Regions from separate parts of the Homo sapiens genome. Here region 2 is linked to region 1. Evidence: read pairs that join two places in POLR2A ChIA-PET (ENCODE). Cell type or tissue: A673. All regions are shown on one strand. Each heading gives the region's core, and the rest is flanking DNA. Links, peaks and the distances in the headings are about the cores only.

What was found. ChIA-PET counts read pairs that join two places held together with the same protein. Peaks named below come from ENCODE experiments on the same cell type or tissue, not always from the same donor. Only the 100,000 strongest peaks of a DNase experiment are listed, where the experiment ranks them.
Region 2: POLR2A ChIA-PET joins it to region 1 with 5 read pairs; 2 of 35 experiments call an interaction of 5 or more read pairs at or near these places.

Annotation. Positions count from the first base shown.
Region 1 is chr13:36,986,590-36,997,105 of GRCh38, reverse strand. It overlaps ALG5 (ALG5 dolichyl-phosphate beta-glucosyltransferase), which reads left to right. Exons shown (of 10, transcript NM_013338.5): 2 at 1,510-1,681; 3 at 2,071-2,117; 4 at 3,434-3,502; 5 at 7,530-7,622. Among named protein-coding and RNA genes, the nearest start is that of ALG5, 7.5 kb to the left of the region's middle. In A673, for the core only: no CTCF peak of the experiment used is centred there; no DNase peak of the experiment used is centred there.
Region 2 is chr13:36,668,456-36,678,971 of GRCh38, reverse strand. SERTM1 (serine rich and transmembrane domain containing 1) reads right to left here and starts at 4,952. Exons shown (of 2, transcript NM_203451.3): 1 at 4,788-4,952. LOC102723490 (a long non-coding RNA gene) reads left to right here. Exons shown (of 7, transcript XR_001749825.2): 7 at 3,545-3,627. In A673, for the core only: no CTCF peak of the experiment used is centred there; a DNase peak (open chromatin) is centred at 5,021; H3K4me3 peaks cover 3,626 bases; H3K27ac peaks cover 2,609 bases.

The DNA.
Region 1 (10,516 bases), core at 1,426-9,425:
TAACATCTTCTATCTCAAATTTTCTATAAACTGGTAGTTAGGATGGAGAGACCTGATCACATACATACTCGATGTGTTTTTTAATCAAGAAAAAATTGTGAGTGATGCTTCTTCCTTTCTCTTGTGTCTCATCAGGAGTCATGTAATGGCCATTTGTCTCTGGTGTTAAGATGGATCTGTGGTTTCAAATGTTGCCAGCCAGACCCACCAGTTTATAAAGTTTGTCATCAGCCTAATGGTTTTAGTAGTCATTGAGGATCATTACCTAAATGCTTTATTTCATTGCGGGTTGCAAAGTGAAATATTCTCATTGTATCCTTCATTTATTACCTAGAGTTTTGTAATGAAAGAAATCTCATCCTCAGCTATTCATTTACCCTAAAATACCTTTCATACATATAAAACGCAAAAGGCAAATTTTTGAAATGAGATCCTTCCTGCATCTTACCCAGTTTTTGTCTTTAGTATCATTGCAAATTTATGATTTACAGTATTTTTCATGGTTTGATCCATTGCAGTAATTTTTTTTGGCAGGGGGGAAGTGGGAGGACGATCAGATTCTTGCATCATAGGCCACTGAGAGCCCATTCAGGTTGACTACTTTGTCCTTTCAGCACAGCCCTTATAATCTTTGATAATCTTTGATTATAATCTTATAATCTCTGAAGTGATAGTAGTTGATGATGGCAGTAAAGATCAGACCTCAAAGATCAAACCTCAGGAGCTGATGACAATGACAATTTGATAATGTCTTCAAATTGATCATTAAATTACAAATGAATAGCATTCCAAAAATTTAAAGACTGTTTTGAAAGCAGAAAGTGTACCAATAGAAACAATGTAAAAACAATGGTTATTTCCAAAGCTTAGCTCCCAAGTGCATATGGAAGGGAGCCTGTAAGTTAGATACTTCAGTAAATGCTGTATTCTGAATTCAAATTCGAGTTAAGTGTCAAAAACATATTCTTAAACATTGTTGGTCCCTACTTGGTAGTCTGGGGAATCTTCCTTTTATATCTTGGGTCTGTCTGGTCCTGGATGGAAAGTGTGCCCTCACCCCGCATGTTCCAACTGCAAAATGGACTTGTCCTGTCACATATAGATTCCAAGTAGCGATAGGACCTTACTATATGTGTGTGTGTCTCTATGCATGTAGACACGCTAAGGATCAGGGTTTTAGGGCACCTGAGAGTAGACTGGTCTTCCTGTAGTGACTGACCTTTATTGTAGCTGGGATGGTGGAGGCCTGGCGAATGATGACTGGGAAGAGACAGAGCCTCCTAAGGCATCAGCACCTTACTGATGGAAAAAAGGACAGTAATTCGTTCATAAGTAGGGGACTCACTATTGTCTAATTTTGGAGTCACCTCTAGACCATTGTTAATGAACTAAAACCTGAGAGTGAGTATTCAACTAAAAGAAAAGTAGATGATGTATTCTAACATAAATACAGAAAAGTCAGCAAAACATAATTTCTGTTTTGTAAAAGACATGTATGTCTGCTTTTAGATTTCCATCGTTGCATTTACAACTGCTACAAAAATGCCAGCACTCCATCGACATGAAGAAGAGAAATTCTTCTTAAATGCCAAAGGCCAGAAAGAAACTTTACCCAGCATATGGGACTCACCTACCAAACAACTTTCTGTCGTTGTGCCTTCATACAATGAAGAAAAACGGTGTAAGCCCTGTTTTGATTTTTTTGGTAAAGGGTAGTTTGGAAAAGAAAAGGAAATTTAAAGTATTTGACTTCACTGTCTTTGCCAAAACATTAATAGATGTGGGCTGTGTTGAGCACACAGTTGATAATTGTTGTAGTTCGGCAGAGAGGGAAGTGAATATTTGCTCTCATGAATAGGAGCAGCATCATGAGGCAGCGGGACTGGAATGTTCTAGAGAGGTAATAAGCACATTGTGGACAGAAGGCAGGATTTCAGATGGGAATGACCATTGGGAAAGTACCAGAGGGGCTTGTTAGATTATTGGGACTTTTTTCTGTATGTAAGCTGAATGTGCCGGGCTTGGAAAATCATTTTCAAAAGTGATTTTTAATATATTTTTTTCTTCAAGTGCCTGTGATGATGGATGAAGCTCTGAGCTATCTAGAGAAGAGACAGGTATCATGTTTTCTCTTTTAATATGATATCTCCAATTAAAACTAGACCAGGTCACCAATTGTGGACCCCAAGCCAGATGCACTGTGAGAGGCAGTCCTGGCAGCACCCCGATCGCTGGGCCACCTGCTGCTTGCTTGTTGCTATCCATAAGCCCGGCACGTAGCATGCTACCTCCAGAGGCAGGTCGTTGACCCAGGACAAACCAGGAAGCGAAAATTTCTGTTTCTGTACCCTCCTACCCATTTTAATCCTGTCTTGCTTGATGATATATTTAAAATTGAGTGACAGTGTATGTCTGCAGACTTTGTATGATGCCACAATGCTGTTTTTACTTTTGTGACTTGTAAGAAAAGGTGTATTGTTGCTGTTTTTGCTGTTAACTTTTATTCTCTTCTCTCTTTTTTTATTTTTTGGTTAACTGGGTTTGAATAAACAGAAAAACTAAGTCTGAATGAACAGAAAAAAGATATTTTTAAAAGACACACTTACATTGAAATTATTTTGTATTTCTTCAATATTCTCAAGAGTCTCCCCTCACATTTTCTTCCTGTTTTCCCTACATAAGGAGAAGAGAAGTAATACACAACCTTCTTTTGTAACATTAGCTGCCATTGGAATCCCCTTGGAGGGATTAAGAATTAAGTGAGTTCTTTTTAAAAAAAAATTGTTTTGATTTACTTTGCTTTTAGATTTTTTGTATAAAGGGGAAATAGAAGATTCACTGAAAGAGAAAGGGCTGTATTACCTTATTACCAACTTCAAACATTCAATTTAGAGAAAAGAAGAAAGGAATTGAGCCTTTAATATGTATGAGGCTTCTACCTCTTCAATTACGTGTAATCTTCACACCAGCCACATAGAGTAGGTTTTTCTGTTCTCTTTTTTTAATCAGAAAATAGGCCCAAAAAGTTAAGTTGCCCAAGGTCATTAGGCTAAGAAATGCTGCAGCCAAGCTGGAATCTGCCCTCTCTGACTTCAAACCTCAGGAGCTTTTTTCTTACACACCTGTACCCTCTCAAATGTGCTATAGCACCACAAGTACCTGGCTTCTTCCACCACCAAGGTACAGGGCAGACTGGGGAACAGCAAGGTGACATGGAGAGATTGAGTCAATATTCACTCTCCACCTCTACCCAGGATCTCTCTCTCTCTTTTTACTTAGCCTTTTTATTTTATGCGGTTTGTGCACTAATATTTATATTCAAATTTATATGTATCAACACTAAAGCAGTTGTTTTTTAAATTACTGGTGATTTGATTAGAATACTTTATGGCAGTTATGCCAAATTGTATTACTTTATTTTTGTTTCTTGCAGAAACGAGATCCTGCGTTCACTTATGAAGTGATAGTAGTTGATGATGGCAGTAAAGATCAGACCTCAAAGGTAAATACACTTGCTTTTAGAATTGACAATAGTTAGAAAATAGAGAATAATTTTGCACATGTGAAATCTCACTTTCATTCACCAGGGGACCCTAAAGCTGTGCCTAACACTCTCCATTGTTATAGTCTAGATAGCAGAAAAAACAGATTTCATTTATGGAACTTCTCCATAAGACCAGGGAAGCTTTGAAGATCGCCAGATAGGGAAGAAACATGCCCGCGCACAGTTCCTCCTGGCCTTTAGGGTAGGAACCTTCGTTGCCTACCAATTTGTGCTTCCTTTTTCCCTAAGCACAGTTTCTTTATGCTCCATCTTGCCTTATAATTTCTAAAGCAGTCACGCCAATAGAAAGCTGCTTTCGTACCAGCCCCTGGGAAGCAGGTGTGTCCTTTCACATGCACAGAGAGCATTGGCAGGATCTGGCTTAGGAAGGGTAAGTGCTGCACTTTGAATAGTATGATGTGAAAGTTATGAACACAAGCCATCTCAGCAGTTTAGTGATACATGAAGGGAATGGCATGGAAAGCCACATTGGACACTTGCTGTTGAGATTATAGAGGTAGCCTAGACCCAGCTGAGGCTGTGCATCTTCTCCTGAGGAGCACTTTTTTGGTGGCCCTTGACCTGTGAGTGGCCAGCTGCTCTGCTGGAAGGATCAGGGATGCCCTCCCAGGGAGGACAAGCAAGGGAGGGGTTAGCAATTGGCCCCACTGCTCCCAAGGTTGGGAGGAAGTAGAAAGTTGAAATTATATTTAGTAGAAGTTTTTATTTAAAACAAACCAGTTTTCGCTAAGTTAAGTATTTATAGATTCCCTGTTAATGTCTTACAGTCTGAGGGGTGTGAGGAAAATTTTAGATACGGCTCTTGTTCTTGAGGCGTTTCAGACCAAGGGGGCACAAGGTATAGTACAAGAGAATACTGCAGTTGTACAGTGATGTTTATTATATCCTCAAACAACATACCAAAAAGGCGAGTAGGCACTCAGTAGGAACTCAGTTCACAAATGGTGGCCGAGTGACAGCTGCTGCCCTGTATACTAAAGGCCATGCTGTAAAGCTTCATTGTGCATCCATTCCAAACAGTTGTGGCTTTAACAATGTTATATTCCTTGAAGCTAGATACCATACTCTAGAGGGAGCTTTTCATCCTAACATAGTAAAGTCTTATTAGTTCACTTAGCTACTTATATAATGACTTTATCTTCTTGGTTTTGCAGTCTCAAGTATTGTGCCATTCCAGAGTAAACATCTACAGCACAAATAACTGTTCTTTGAACACATTTCTTCAGCTGTTAAGCAGAAGTCGAGAGTTCTGACTGGCACTAAAATACAAAGATGTAAAGACCACTTTCTACCTTGAAGGAGTTCACATCTATTAATAATACTGGAAATATGCATCAAATAATTAGAGCACTATGTGTTAGACATTTTTATCAATTAGGAACTATATCATAGAGTGGCTTAGATAATAAAGACGTTTAATTATCTCATCTGCCAGGAAGTCTAGAAATAGTTGATTCCAGAGTTGGCTTAGCATTTAAACAGGATCAGGTTGCTAGATCCATATCATTTTCAGTCTCACGCATTCCTTCATCACAAAATGGCCACAGCTGCAAATATTACATGTCCTGGAGTAGTAAGGGACAGCCAGGACTTTAAGAATCATCTCTGGGCTGGGCATGGTGGTTCATGCCCGTAATCCCAACACTTTGGGAGGCCAAGGTGGGAGGGTGGGAGGACTGCTTGAGCGCAAGAGTTCAAGGTTACAGTGAGCTGTGATCGCACGACTGAACTCCAGCCTGGGTAGCAGAGCAAGACCCTGTGTCAAAAAAAAAGAATCATCTCTGCGTGCATCTCTCCTTTTTAACTAGGAACGAAAATCTTTATCAGAAGTCCTCACCCCTCCCTCTACTAAAGCCCACACCCAAAGTTCACAAGCTAGAACTTAGTGACATGACCACCAAAGCCTGCAGGGAGGCTGCAAAAGTACTCAGCAAAGAGGAGTTAGACCAATCATGGTTCATCCCCTAGGGCTTCACAGTTGTCACTGCATTATTGGGGCCATAACAGCAAAGAAGGAGGCACTGTTTGCTGGTTTGGCAGCTAGTTAACAGTGCTACAACAGGACCATGGCTGCATTTGCTGGTTGAAACTGATAGATTTCAGCTATGTGCCAGATACCAGAAATAAAAATCTTTGCCTTTAAGTAGCTGACATTTACAGTTGCATTGTGATGAGTAAAGTAATAGTTGAATGAGAAAATGCTTCAGTAGTACACATTGCTATTAGAATTATACTTTTCTTTTTCCCGGGGGAAGGTGGGGATGGGCATGGAGGCTAGAAAAGAGAAATGGTGTTTGGCTGAGTCTTAAGCTGGCCTGACAGGTGAGGAAGCTGGAAGACAGTGTTCTGAGAAAAGGCATACAAGTGTAAGACCGTGGTATGGTCTGGAAATCTCAAATACTGCTAATGTTCACGGTACTAATGGGGCAGCCTCAGAAGCTGGCTAAAAAGGTGAAGGCTGAATCACAAAGGATCTCCTATGCTATGATAAGGAACTCATATGTGATGCTTAGAAGCCATAAGTCATCACTGAGGGTGTTTGAACAGGGCTTATGTGAACTGATTTCCATATTAGAAAGGCTACTCGTATAACTTTAGGAATGAATTAGGGAGTCAGGGTAGAGATGTGGGGACTTTAGGGGATAAGGCCCTGAACTAGGTCAGGAAGGTGTGAGGATAGCATGGATTTGAGAGGGATTTTACAAATCAGTCAGTGAGTTATAGTAGCCAGTGAATTGTAATGGGTGATAGAAATGGAAGATGATTCTCAGGTTTTCAATTTGAGCAACTTAGTAGATGATGATGCCATTTGCTGCAGCAAGGAATGTAGACTGAGCAGAAGTTGGGAGGAGGAGATGAATGAAATTCTGGAGTTTTTATTTATCCAATATATAACTAGGTGACACAGGAGAGAAGAGTCTGGGCTCTAAACAGACGTGAGATTCATAAATATAAGCTATAATTAAGCCCATGCAGTGACTCCCAGTGAGCTTTTATGTTGAGAAGAGAAGATGGCCAGGGGTTTCCCATTAGCTGTATGTACAGTGTAGAGTCAGTCCTTGTGTGGATTATCAGCATTTAAGGAGCAAGCCAAGCAAAAGGAGTTATTGGTGAAAACTTGGGAACAGTAGAGGAGGGCAAAGGCCAGATGAGAGCAACTTTACAGCTGCCTGTAGAGATGGTTGTCAAAGGAGAGGGTACCTGATGGGCTAAGGTTACAAGGAAACGGGATGTGGAAGAGCAAAGGGCATGAGCCCTACTACAGTGGACCGAAAAATAAATGGGTGATGAAATGCAGGTGGCAAATATAGATCACTATCTCACGACTTTGATTATAAAGCAGAGTAATGGCCGTAGCTTGAGAAAATAGTGAAGTCAAAGGAAAGTTTTTAGGATGCTGGCAGCTTGAGCAAGTCTGAGGCTGTGGAGCCAGCAGAGAGGAAGAGATTGAAGATTTAGAAGAGAATTTACTGCTGAGAGAGAGGAATTTGAGTGAAAAGATTCGGGAGAAATGGTCAGGATACAAACAGCCTCTCTGGGGAATAAGAGCGATTGCAGACCAGAACAAATACAAAAGTCATTAACCAGTGTTAAGGGCCCAATCATAAGTTTGTACCAGTCAGATAGCACATGGCTTTTGTGGGGTTTTTTTGTTGTTTTTTGTTGTTGTTGTTGTTTGTTTTTTAGCAGCTCAGTAGCTTAGGTAGAGGAGTCAAGAAAAGAAGGTCATTGCCCACTGTGGTGGTTCCTCTGCAGGAAACTGAACTATGATTTCAACCTAGTAGGTCAATGGCACCAAGATTTCTACAGCTCCTCCAGGTCATCAGAATGTACAGTGGGTGTAACCTAGTCACAAGAAGGGATAAACTGCAATAGCAGTGTTTGAGCCAAAGCAAGAAACACAGCTTATATAATTCTCTTTAATCCAAATTAATTTTATTCTGATTTTTATATAATTTCATAGGTAGCTTTTAAATATTGCCAGAAATATGGAAGTGACAAAGTACGTGTGATAACCCTGGTGAAGAATCGTGGAAAAGGTGGAGCGATTAGAATGGTAATACATATTTTCAACATTTTTATCTAAAATATGAAGGTATCTTGAATAATGTCTTTTGCAGACTTGTATGTTTGCCCACTGCTTGAATACCAGCATTTCAAGTTAGTGATAACATAATTTTAATAATAACTTCATGTTTTTAGTCAAATTTTAAGATGTGTCATATCTATAATATAGTGGGTGATTTAAAAATAGATTTATGTATTTATGTTTATCTTAAAGTTTAAAATGTTACCATCTACCTCTGTATCTTTGATAGAGTTAGCAGATAGCTTATGTGGTTTTTTGCAGTTTAAAAAATGTTTTTTGTATTAAGTTTTACCTTGATGAAGGTATGCTGTTATGCATGGTAGCATGAACTAAGATGAATTTGACTTGGGTCTGTCCTGATGAAATGTGCAGTCTAATAGGAAAGGTAAGCATTTGCATAAGTAAAAAAGAAGATTATAATTATGAGAGACATGCAGATAAAGTGCTAAGAAATTTCAAAAAAGAGGTTACTGTCAGCTGAGGCATATCAGCTATGAATCAAGCTGGAAGTTTAAAAATCAAGATATGTGAAAGAAAACCTAAATAATTGACTTTGAGGTCCATTTATTTATTTTTCCCTCATAAAAAGAAGTCTAAAGGTGGGCAGTCCAGGGCTTGTTCAACTCCACAGTCATCAGAAGTCCAGGCTTCTGCCGTTTCACTCCTTCTTCCTCATGCACACAGGGTGACTCCTGGAGCACTAGCCATCACGTCCACATTCAACAGGAAGGAGAAGGGAAATGGTCAGGATACAAATCATCACATGTTGCCCTCTTCACAGTGTCTTATGAGTTGGGTAATATTAGTTTGATTATTATATAGTTGAGGAAAGTGAGTAAAGAAGGTAAAGTAAATTACCCAGTGTTATCAGATGATAAGAGGTAGAGTCAAGATTTGGATGCAGTTAGTTTCACTCTGAAAGCCATGCTTTTAACCTCTCTGATAACTCTATAGAGAAAAGACTTGAGAAAACAGCACGCCATTTAGTAAAGCCAGAAAAGACAGAAGTAGGAACTCTTTGGATATGTACTAGAAACAGTGATTCACTTTGGCTGGGTCACAGGATATATGAAACAGAAAGAAAGTAGGATTGATGCAGTGTCATGATGGGCTTTAAATCTATCCATTTGTTTCTTTATTCAGCCAATGTTGTATTTTCATTAGAGACACTGAGATGAAAGACACCTATTCTGTCCTTAAGGACATCACAGTTTAGTAGGGAGACAGACCATTGCCATACAGTGTTGTAAATGCTATAATAGAAGTACATGCAAAAAGTTGGTGCCACCATCTTTTGAGGGCAGCAGCACAGATGTCCCAGAGGAGGCAAATTCTCGGCGGGGTCTTTAAGGAGGATTAGGACTTAACCACCTCCAAGTTGGGAGGGCAGGGAGCCTAGACGGGGAACATGAACAAAGGCACAGCAATGTGAAAGAACATGCCACAATAAAGGACCCACTCATGGTACCCACGTCTTGACTGGAGATAAGGCTGGAGCGGTGGGTGAGTTAAGGTCACAAACTGTAGACGAGGGGCTTTTACATTTTTTACCATTGACAGAGTGACACTTTAATCAGCCAGCATCAAGTGTAGCAATATTGGGCAAGGTATGATGAATATTTATTTGGATTATGATAGTGACAGAAGAGAAGAAAATGAGGGGATAAATGTGAGAGCTATTAAAATGACATAGCATTGGGTCTGGGATCAGAGAGAAGAATGACATGCTAAGCCATTCTTACATTGCTATAAAGAAATACCTGAGACTGGATAACATATAAAGAAAAGAGATGTGATTGATTGACGGTTCTGCATGCTGTACACGGAGCATGGTGCCAGCATTTGCCTCTAGTGAAGGCCTCAGGAAGCTTCCACTCATGATAGAAAGCGAAGTGGAAGCAGGAGCATCGTATGACGAGAACAGGAGCAAGTTAGCGGGCACGGTGGTGCCACACACTTTTAGACAACCAGATCTCATGAAAACTTGCTCACTATTGCAAGGACAGCACCAAGCTGTTCATGAGGGATCCACCCCCATGACCCAAACACCTCCCACTGGGCCCCACCTCCAACATTGGGGATCACATTGCAATATGAAATTTGGAGGGGACACAGATCCAAACTATGTCAAATGAGTACCACTGGCCTTGGGTAACAGGGAGGATGACGATGCCATTAATAGAAGGAATGAAACACTGGAGGAGGAGCTGGTATAAGAGGCAGTTATGTTGAGTTTGAGCCATGTTAAGTTTGAAACAACATGCAGTGGTATCCAGAATAGCCTAGGAGAGAGGATGTGAGTGAGTCATCCACATATGTCAGATGATAGTTGAACCTGAAGCCATTAAACTGGCAAAGAGGAGGTTACAGAGAAAAGGAGAATCAGGAAATCTTAAGGCAGTGAGGCACATGAGAAATAATGGGTATAAAATATGACTGAGGAAACACAAATGGGAGTTGCTATGGTAGACTGCCTTTTCAAGGAGCTGCAGCAAAGTGAAGGCCATAGACGGTAGAACAGGAAAGTAGGCTTAAACAAGTTTGATCACGCATCATTGAAATTAGTCACTTACTGGTTTTTTGCCCCATTTCAGACTAATAGCTCCAGTTTTTTTACCACCTCAGCCTCCCAAGTAGCTGGGACTACAGGCATGTGCCACTATATCAGGCTAATTTTTTAAATTTTTTTGTAGAGATGGAGTCTCACTGTATTGCCCAGACTGGTCTCAAACTCCTGAGCTCAAGCAATCCTTCCACCTCAGCTTCCCAAAGTGCTAGGATTGTAGTAGGTGTGAGTCATCTCACCTAGCCTTTTGCATTTGTTCTAATGGGTGTGATTAAAAAGACATCACAGATACTAA
Region 2 (10,516 bases), core at 1,473-9,472, 320 kb after region 1:
GAAGGTCTACTGCTTGTTGCATGAACTATTTGAATGCTTCTCTTTTCACACAAACCAGGTAGCATTATAGGATAACAGTGTAAATGATACATTTTAAGAATTTATCCAATGGAGAAAAAAATCAGACAAGTTTAAAAGTACATGCACAAAGATGTATTCTGTAGCTAAACATTGAAGCTACTAAAATGTCCATGAGTCAAAGATTAGTTAAATAAATGACAGAAGAGTCACACAGTGGAGTCTCTTGATCCTCTTATATTAAAAAGGACTATATTTTATATATATATATATAAATTTTATTTTATTTTAAGTTCCAGGATACATGTGCAGGACGTGTAGGTTTGTTACATAAGTAAACATGTGCCATGGTGGTTGGTTGCACCTATCATCCCATCACATAGGTATTAAGCCCAGCATGCATTAGCTAATTTTTCCTGATGCTCCCTCCCACCACCCCACCCCAACAGGCCCCAGTGTGTGTTGTTCCCCTCCCTGTGAAAAAGGACCGTATTTTCTAACATGAAAAGATGCTGAACATCTATGACTAAGTCAAGAAAGTAACCTTCATGATAGTGTATACTATGATTCCATTTTTTGTAAAACAACAACTACTACTGCTACTACTATTATACACACATATATTTTAGATGCAAAAACAACAAAACAAAACAAGAGGTTATATACCAAGCTGTTAACATATGTTTTTGTTAGAGGGTAGTATTATGGGGGCATGTTAACATTCTATTTTGTGCATTTCTGTATCTATATTTTGACAAAAAGAATGTGTATTGACATCAGAAAAAATAATAAAGGTATTTTCATTAAGAAATAGAAATAAAATTTGATTATAGCATATGCCATGAAAATACTGCTGGTTTTTAAGCCCAGGACTTGTTTTTTCTCTTCCTGCTCCTCCTTCTCCCCTCTTTTTCTGTACTGTCTATACTTAACACAAACCTTTGAAATGGTTCATTTCTACCATTTTTTTTTCAAAGTTTGACTCTCAGGCTGATGCCAGAAAGTCAATCTTCCTAACAGGGGTTAAATGTACTTGGAGGTAGCATTGCATTTTACAGGATGTTGTCAATGTTCTGCTTAAGAAATGAGAATAGTATATCCCTCTGATATAATCCTGGTCACAAGGAAATTGAAGGTGAATAAGGACCAAGCCAGTTTAACTGGCAACAGTTGATAGATTACCAGGTACTTCTAATCAGCACCAGACTACCCTAGCAAGTTAACCAGGAAAGCTGCTATATTGGCCTCCCCTGGGAAGTGAATCTATACGTTGAATGTTCCCTGAATGAAGTTAATTAGTGTTTTAACTGTGGTTTCAGTCATCTTCCAGTCTCTCTTAATTTGAAACTGATTCTTATAGCCACCTATCCTTCTGCTTCCCATCAGAAGTTGGATTCAGGTCTGTTACCTTCTTAAGTGACCCTTTTAACAATTATTAGAGGCTTACATTTTCCAGACCCTTCCAGATTAACAATATCAACATCAAGAATCAAAGTACAAATTGTAGACCTAGACTGACTAATTTCCTGTCTTAATATAGCTTAATAGTTGGGAATTTAAAAGTTAGGAACTCAGAAAATATTAGTGATGTACCCCATTTCTGATGGAAATGTGGAGGTTTGTCATTGGCACTGTTTTGGCTGGATTACGCTACTTCATGCTTAGAGATATGTTAAAGTGTGTACGGCTGTTTGACGGCTCAGACATCTTTTATCTTTTTTTTCTTTTTCCAAAAAAATTTCCAAAGTTAGTAAAGGCTAAATAATGACTATTTCCTATATCCATAAGGAACTCGTGAAGGACGCATTTTATGTCATGAGACTGAGCATGAAGACGTTGTATCCTAGGGATACATCTGCCACAAATCAGAATCAGAACAGAAGGGACCACAGAATTTGGCCCAGTAGACTGTTGCCCGGCTCCTGAAATGGCCCGTGAATGCACAGATGGACTTCCTGAATTCTAAATCAAAGGTTGGGCCACATATGCATACCAAGGGCATCTTCATCTAAGCCTCTGGCTTGAATCCTCTAGGCACACATGTTGGCTAAAAGGAATCCTGCCAACTCGTGGGCTTAAAGCTTGAACTTCTTCCTTGTTGGCTTCCCTATTCCATTAACTAATTTAAAGCCTTTATTATTATTATTTTTAGCTCTCATTATAAACAATCATGAAATCTATAAAAATTAGGTCTATAATACTTTGTATTAATATACTAATATAATATAATAGCCTCCACAAGTAGATATTTGAAGAAAACAACATTCTTCTGTGGCACTACTTTTTGGCTTTTAGTTTCATTTAACAAATATTTACTGAATGGCTTATGGGTACCATGAGCCAGGCAAGTGGGACCTACACAGTGCCTGGCATCCAGGGCCATTCAGAAATGTATTTTTTCAGATTCTTAAATTACTACTTTAAAAACTCAGATGAACAAAACACAAAAATTCAGCCATAATTTTATTTTTCACTTCTTCATTATAACTAATTAAGTATAAAAATGCTCGTACAAACTGTACAAACTTTAAACAAAAAAAGGACCCCCCAAAAATGTTGTAATATAAGTATAGGGAGAAGAGTAAGCCAGAGAAGAACGATCATCAAATGAGCTCAGACTTTATCTAGTATAGAGGCTGAATCAGAATTTTGCCTGTGATGAGTTAGTCTTTCTTTTTTATAATGAACGTATAACTCCAAGTTTGCTTAAAGGTTAGTATGGTTGGTCATTCTTACAAATCAGCTCTGTCATTCTTCATCTGCCCTCACTAAAAAAGAACAAGAAAAAAGAAAAAGAAACCCAGGAAACCTGCAAATAAACTCTCTCGTGGATTTGATGCCACATGCAATCACACAGTTATTTATATCTTAACCCCTGATGTGCTTGTCCAAATCGTAGACATCTAGTAAAATCTGTTGAACTGAACGAACTAACAGCAAGGGAGAATGGACTCAATCTTACCTTACAACAGGTTTCTTTAATGAGAACAATAAATGTGTGCGTTCAGCTCTTCAAAGCACTTTGCCTTATATAGAGGAATCAAAAATAATAAGCCCCTCAAAGCCAAAACACAAAAATGGAATATCCCACCCACGTGCTGGATCTCAATATTTCCAGATTACTTCTGAGGTTGGCAGAGGCTTCGGCGGCCCTACGATGTCCAGCATTTAAAGGTGACTAGGGCATGGGCTGAGGGAGGCTCTGAGACCAGGCAGCCTCACTCACAAGCCCTCCAAAAGGCAATTTGCTTTACAGATCAACTAAAAACGGTGTTCTGAGTGTGGTGGTGGCGGGGGAAAAGACACTACTCTACTTAGTAAAATGAAGAGAATTTAGTTACAAAAAAGATATTTAAGAACCTCTATGGGCATGATCACAAATAAGCTGAGACACCCAGACTAGTTGTATAATTCAGCAAATTAAATATTGTTTTTTTCAGAGGGTGCATGGGGCTCCGCAAGACTGCATTAAGAGACAAACCCTTTAAGAAAAGACTGTCACTTGTGCCTCTTTTCCTGTTGACAGGCTGTTGTCTGAACAATGAATCCTGGAAGCACCTAGGAGAAGGCACCTAGGAGAAACGTCTTAGGGAGTAGTCCCGCGGGTCCGCCCCAGGACAGTAACGCTGTCAGTTTCCCCGCCCTTTGCACCTGTAGTGCAGACGGTACCAAATGCGATGGCTTTGAGACGTCCTCTAGACATCGGAGCCCATCATTTACCACAAAGAACACTGAAGTACTTACTTTAGCAGAACATTTTCCGAAGAAAAATTAACAGGGAGAGGAAATGAAGGACACTAACAAACAGACCCCATCTCTAGAGTCTGAGATCAAACCCAAGTCCGATGGAGCCCGGGCATCTGGTGGAGGAAAGCGGGCAGGCATAGCCCCAATCCTGGTCCTCAACAAGATATTTCTGTGAATGAATCCCTCTGCTCCCTGGAGGAGGGCACATTACATATCCCTTTCCTAAATCAGAACTGAAGCAATTTGCCCATCATTCGCACACCTCGACAGGGAAAGGCAGGATTCCAGTGTCTCATCAGACCCGGGAAGAGGGGAAGGGTCGCTGGCGCAGTTACCTACTGGGTTTCCGGGAGCTAGGGAAAACGCCCCTGGGAAACGCAAGTGTTCAGCGCCACATAAAACTTCCCCGGATTTAGGGCCACCCTAAGACGGGCGAAAAGACTCTCCAGCGCCTTAGCAGGTGCAAAGCCAGCTGTCAGTGTGCGCATGGCGAGTCCCCGTTCCCGAGAAGGGACGCAAATGACCCTAGAAAATCAGACAGGAGCAAAACAAACCCAAGAATGACCCTCCACACACCACAAAGGCAAAAGCAAACAGAAGGCACCTAGACACACTCTGCAAAGTGTAGAACTGTCTACACTTGCATGGAGGAATCCACCTTGCAGAGCGAGGGTAGACCTTCCCGGTTCCCAGTGTCTGGGACCGAGGCAGGTCAACACGGGGCCAAGGACATTGCACTCAGGGCCCCTCGCGGCTCCTCCTGCAGCCCGTGGAGTCACCCCAAGACTCGGAGAGCCGGGCTGCGATTGCTTCTCGGGACAGTAAGGACACCTCAAAAGGGATAGATTTGGGGGTGTTTCTCAGAAAGGAGCCACATCTCCGGGAGCCCAGATCTCGGGGGAGAGTCTGGGAGGCGGCTCGCCTCCAGGACCCGAGGCCGCCCCAGGCAAGGAGTGGGGCGCTCTCCGCGTAGGGCAAGTTCACCCCCAGAGCTCGGGACCCTGCAAGTTTCCCTCACTGACCTGCAGGTCAGGACACGCGACTTCCCCGGCAGGTCTCCTGCGCTAGCGGTGGGGCGGTGCTCCGGTCTGGACGATACGCGCCCGCGAAGCCGTCCTCGGGAATGTTGGGCGCAGCGGCGCGGCGCGCAGTCTGGGCGCACGGCGGACAGCAGGCGCAGCGGGAGTGGATCCGGGCTGCCGGCCCCGCACAGCCCGCGCGTCGTCCCTCCGCCCCTCCTGGCCGCACAACCAATGGCCGCGAGCGGGTCCCACTCCTCACCGCCCCCTAGTCTCGGCTCTAGCGGGCGCTTGGCTCTAGGACGGCGCCCAGCTCGGGCGAGGGAGGAGCTTGCGCCACCATTGGAAAATCTCGGAGGACGAGGAGGCGTTGCGCAGGGAGCCCATCTGGGGAAGGCAGGTGTAGTGGGTGAACTTTTTTGTGTGTCGGGGGGAGGAGGGGGGAGTGGGGAGGAGGGCAGTTTTTTTAGGGCTCAGGGGCCTTTCTCTGCAGATGAAAGCATCCACTTCTTGCCAACTTTCTCCTCCTCTTACATCTTTTATGAGTTCCTCGCAGCCCCCACCCAAAACAACTACTCTGGGTGCATCATCGCAAGCCCAGCTCTGACTGAGTTGCGTGGGGCATGGCCTCATCCTGTGATGAGCTTAACCACAGACAGCCCTTGCTCAGCCTTCGCCGCGTGCGCCTCTGAATCCTATACCAAATCATTAAATGAGTCGAATAGGATTGGAGTTTCTGTCATTGCCAGGGAGACAGTCAGTCATGAGTCCCTACTAGGGAACTGGCGTAGAGAGTCATATATCGTAACAGAACTCCGGAAAAGGAGGCTTTAACTGATCCGACCAACTTCAGTTACCAGTCAGTGCTGCTACCTTGACCAGAAGACTCTCTCTCTGTATTCCTGTTTTTCAGCTGGAAAATGAGAGACTTCGATCACTTGGTGGCTGCGGTCTGTTTCACTCTGACATTCAACAATATTGTTGCTCTGTGGCCTGTAAAGGGCTGAACTCCTGGGAAGTGTTGGTGTGGCTACCTGTTCCTTGAGCCCCTACTCCATCTGGTTCTGCTGTCTTCACCGTGAGACCTATTAGTGGCCAGAAAAGCAAATCATGCACAATACAGAATCAGGCCACCCAAGTCTCAGTGACCACCAACACATGCACGTATACTGCCACCCACCAGGGCCCGGCTCCTAGGAGCCTGCTACTTCCACCCATGTTCAATTGTTCTCCACGTAGAGATAGGCAGGGGCACCTGGCTTAACTCTGAAGCTCCGTGGTACATAAGTAAAGGCTCTCTGTCTCTCCCCTTCCTTCTCTAGGGCAATTGTGGGTGGGTGTGAATCTCTCTTATGTGGATCCTTCTGTGCCTGATGTAAAATGCAGGAGGATGGAATGAGCTGTGTTGTCAAGAGGGCAGATTCAGAGAACCACTTCCCTCCGGGCACACTTGGATTGGCTTCCTGAATTTCACCTGTTCATGTGCCATTCTCATGAGTTACCTTACATCCATCTACAGTCTGCTCCATTATGCACTTAGTAAATTTTACCTTAGATTTTTACTTGGCTTCATCGTAAGCAATAATATCTATGAAATTATTGGTTTGTGAGATACCAGTTGTATTTAATATTTTAATGCACAATGAAATGAAGGCATAAGTCTTCCATGCTAAAATCATTCTGAATATCACTGGTTGTTCTCACAACTCACTTTTTGAAACACTAAGGTGTATGGGGGGGCAGTTAGAACTGTTGACCTTCAAAACAGTGGTCCTCAAAATTTCTTTGTGCATAAGATTCCTAGGCCCCAACCCTATTGTCTGGTTCATTCATACTCTACATGTTTGTTTGTTTGTTTTGTCTCTCCCCTTCCTTCTCCAGGGCAATTGTGGGTGGGTGTGAATCTTTTCTATGTGGATCCTTCTGTGCCTGATGTGATCCTTCTGTGAGGAGTCTTGCTCTGTCGCCCAGGCTGGAGTGCAGTGGTATGATCTCGGCTCACTGTAATCTCCACCTCCCTGGTTCAAGCAATTATCCTGCTTCAGCCTCCCAAGTAGTTGGGATTACAGGTGCCCACCATCACGCCCAGCTAATTTTTGTATTTTTAGTAGAAACGGGGTTTCTCAATATTGGCCAGGCTGGTCTTGAACTCCTGACCTAAGGTGATTGGCATGCCTTGGCCTCCCAAAATGCTGGGATTATAGGCATGAGCCACCGTGCCCGGCTCATACTCTACATGATTCTAATACAGTTTGTCTATTGAGAAACCCTGCCAACATCCTGCAGTTGTCAGAGAGGGGAAAAGAACTGTTGATTGCTGGGCAGTCTTTTTATTTAGACTGGTATAGCAGTTTTCTTTTCCTTGTCTTACCTTTGGTGACAAGGTAAGGTAAGCTTTCTTTCCCTCGGTGTCTATTTTATAAGAGGGTGGATTCAGAGAACTACTTCCTTCCAGGCACACTTGGATTGGCTTCCTGAATTTCACCTGTTCATGTGCCACTCTCATGAGTTACCTTACATCCATCTACAGTCTGCTCCATTATGCACTTAGCAAATTTTACTAAGTGCTTTATAAAGCTTTTCTTGACATTTCCTAAACTTAGTTTCCTAGTTTAGTTCCTAAGTTTCCTAGTTTCTTAGTTCCCATAGTTTCCTGGAGTTAACAAATGACCGGAAACTGGGTGGCTTAAAATAACGGAAATGTATTCTATCTCAGATCTGGAGTCCAGAAATGAAATTGTTGGTTGATTCCTTCTGGAAGCTCTAAGAGAATCCAATACAGAAGTCCCCGCATTGTTCATGGGGTATGTGTTCCAAGGTCCCCAGTAGATGCTTAGAACCACAGATAGTAGTGAGCCCAGTTCTGTTCATCAGAACACATTTCTGTTCATGTCTTCCACCTGCAAGCTTAATGCCCTTTTCATCTTAACTAAGCTCTTATCCCATGCTGTATATGAGAGGCTGTAACTTTTGCAGTTTGAAGTGTGACAGCAAAACTGCACAACTTTCTTTTCCCTTCTTCACAATTTCACGAATAGAAGATTCCTTCTTACTGTAGATCTAAGCAACCTCAGCCTGTGTGTTTTTTCTTTCCTTATTAAGAATTTTCACCTTTTCACTCAAAGGAAGCACTTTACAGTTTTTCTTTGGCATACCCGACTTGCCAGTATCACTACTCTTGTATTTTGAGGCCATTACAAAGTCAAATAAACTTTTCTTGAAGACAAACAGTGTGATTCCATGACAGCCAATTTGATAACCAAGATGACTACTAAGTGGCTAATGGGTGGGGAGCTTAGACACTGTGCATACACCATTATATCCACAGGAGGTATCCATACTGGACAAAGATGATTCATATTTCGAGCGGGATGAAGCAGGACAGTGCGAGATTTCATTACACTACTCAGAATGGTAGCGACTTAAAACTTATGAATTGTTTATTTCTGGGATTTTCCATTGAATATTTTCAGATCACAGACCTGTTACCTGAAACCGTGGAAAGTGAAATCTCAGATAAAAGGGGGACTACTGGGCATGCCTTTTTCTCAGCATTCAGAAATGTTTGGTGTTCCTTGGCTTGTAGGTAGATGCATTGCTGCAGTCCCTGCTTCTGACTTCAAATCATCTCCCTGATATGTTTCTTCTTCCCTTCTTTTCTAAGGACACTTTCATTGGATTTAGGGCCCACCATAATCCAGAATGATCTTATCTTGAGACTCTCAATTAAATTACGTCTGCAAAGACTGTTTTTTCCAAATAAGGTCACATTGACAGGTTCTAGATGTACATATATTTTGGGGGAGGCACCATTCAACCCACTACAGTTAGTATCAGTGATTGCCCAACCCCTCTGCTTTTGTGTGAGGGTGTCCTACCTCCTCAGGGTGACATTGGGTAAACTCTAGTGATTTTAGGCTTTTGGGTAGCTGCCAAAGTCAACAGGGCCACTTTGCACTTCTCAAAAAAAAAAAAATACTGGCCATTTAAAAATGACACAGGGAAAACATGTAAATGTGTTTTGTGGTCTTACTTTGTAAACTCAGTGGTTCTGTAATTCTTCTTTCTCTTTATCTTTTTGGCTTAGGGTAGGGTGCCTTGATAACATCCTCTGTTTGATCTGGTACAAAACTCCTTTATTGCCTCTGTATTAGTCTGTTCTCATGCTGCTAATAAAGACACACCCAAGACTTGGTAATTTATAAAGGAAAGAGGCTTAATTGACTCACAGTTCCACATGGCTGGGGAAACCTCACAATCATAGTGGAAGGCAAGGAGGTGAAAAGTCACGTCTTACACGGTGGCAAGCAAGAGAGAGCTTGTGCAGGGGAACTCCCATTTATAAAACCATCAGATCTTATGAAACTTATTCACTACCAGAGAACAGTGTGGGGGAAACCACCTTCATGACTGAATTATCTCCACCTCGCCTTGACACATGGGGATTATTACAATTCAAGATCAGATTTGGGTGGGGACACAGTCAAACAATATCAGCCTCCAAGTACAGTGAAGAATTTGGGAAGCTAGCTTGATATGGGAAACAAAGCCTTTGTTCTCTTTATCTTAAAAAATTTCACATATAAGATATCTAGAACATTTTACTTGACAAATTTACTTACATAGGACGTCTTCATAGGTAGGACAGGTACCACTCAAAGGCCTGGGAATTTACAGGCAAGGTTTGGAGACATAACTTTTAGGGAACACAATGATTATTCTCCTCCCCTTCAGTCTTATTCAGGGAGAAATGGGTTGTGAAAAAATGGTGTGGAATTTGGAATCAGATGGAGAGTCATTACATTCTGATGCTATCGTTTACTCTCTGTGTGAATTAAGCCAAACACTTAACCTCTCAGCCTCATTTTCCTGATCTATAAAATGAAAATAGTGTCTGCTTTATTAAATGGTTGTTGAGTGCTAAATACGTGTGCACACGCGTGCATGCACACACACACACACATGCACACACAAGAGTTCCAAACAGTTGTCTGCTATCTGGTAAGTGCTCAAAAATACTAGCTCCATCTTTCCTTCCTTGCAGCCATGCTCTGAAAGCAACATTCAGAAGTACTTTTACTAATTTTCTTCTAGGTTATCAGGAAACTTTTTAAATGTTCTACCGTGGTTACTGCATGGACTAACTTGTCTCTCACTTTCCTTTATTCCTTCATCTCAGCTTCCTTTTGATGTTGCCTTTCCAAACTTTATCTTCTCTCTCATGCTCACTCTCTTTTCTTTCAAGCAAGCCTCTTATTCCATCAGCCACAATATCAGAGACCTGTGTTCTGTAAAGGAACTCTGAGAAAATAACTCTGTTCATTTTCTGAGCATCTCTTCAATCCTTTCAATAAATTCCTTTTTTGTTGTTGTTTAAACCAGCCAAAACAGTTTTTATTGCTCACAACTAAGAATACTTTGGCTGAGGCCTGATATAAAGGCTGTACTTCAACAAGAAGAATGCTAATTAACTGATCCAGGTAACTTCTCCATCTAGGGCATTTGAACTGGAATATTAGAATGGGTCAATTAGAATCCATAACAGAAGCAAAAAACGTACACCTAGAAACTAAGAGAAAGGAGAAGAGATGTGTAGGTTAAAATTATGAGTAAGCAGAAGTTATGAATAAGCAGAAGTTATGAGCTAGCAGAAATCAAAATACATGCAGAGGAGAGGGAGTGGTGGTTGGCTGATAGTGGCAGGCAAGTTGAAGCCAAGAGGAACATGAAGG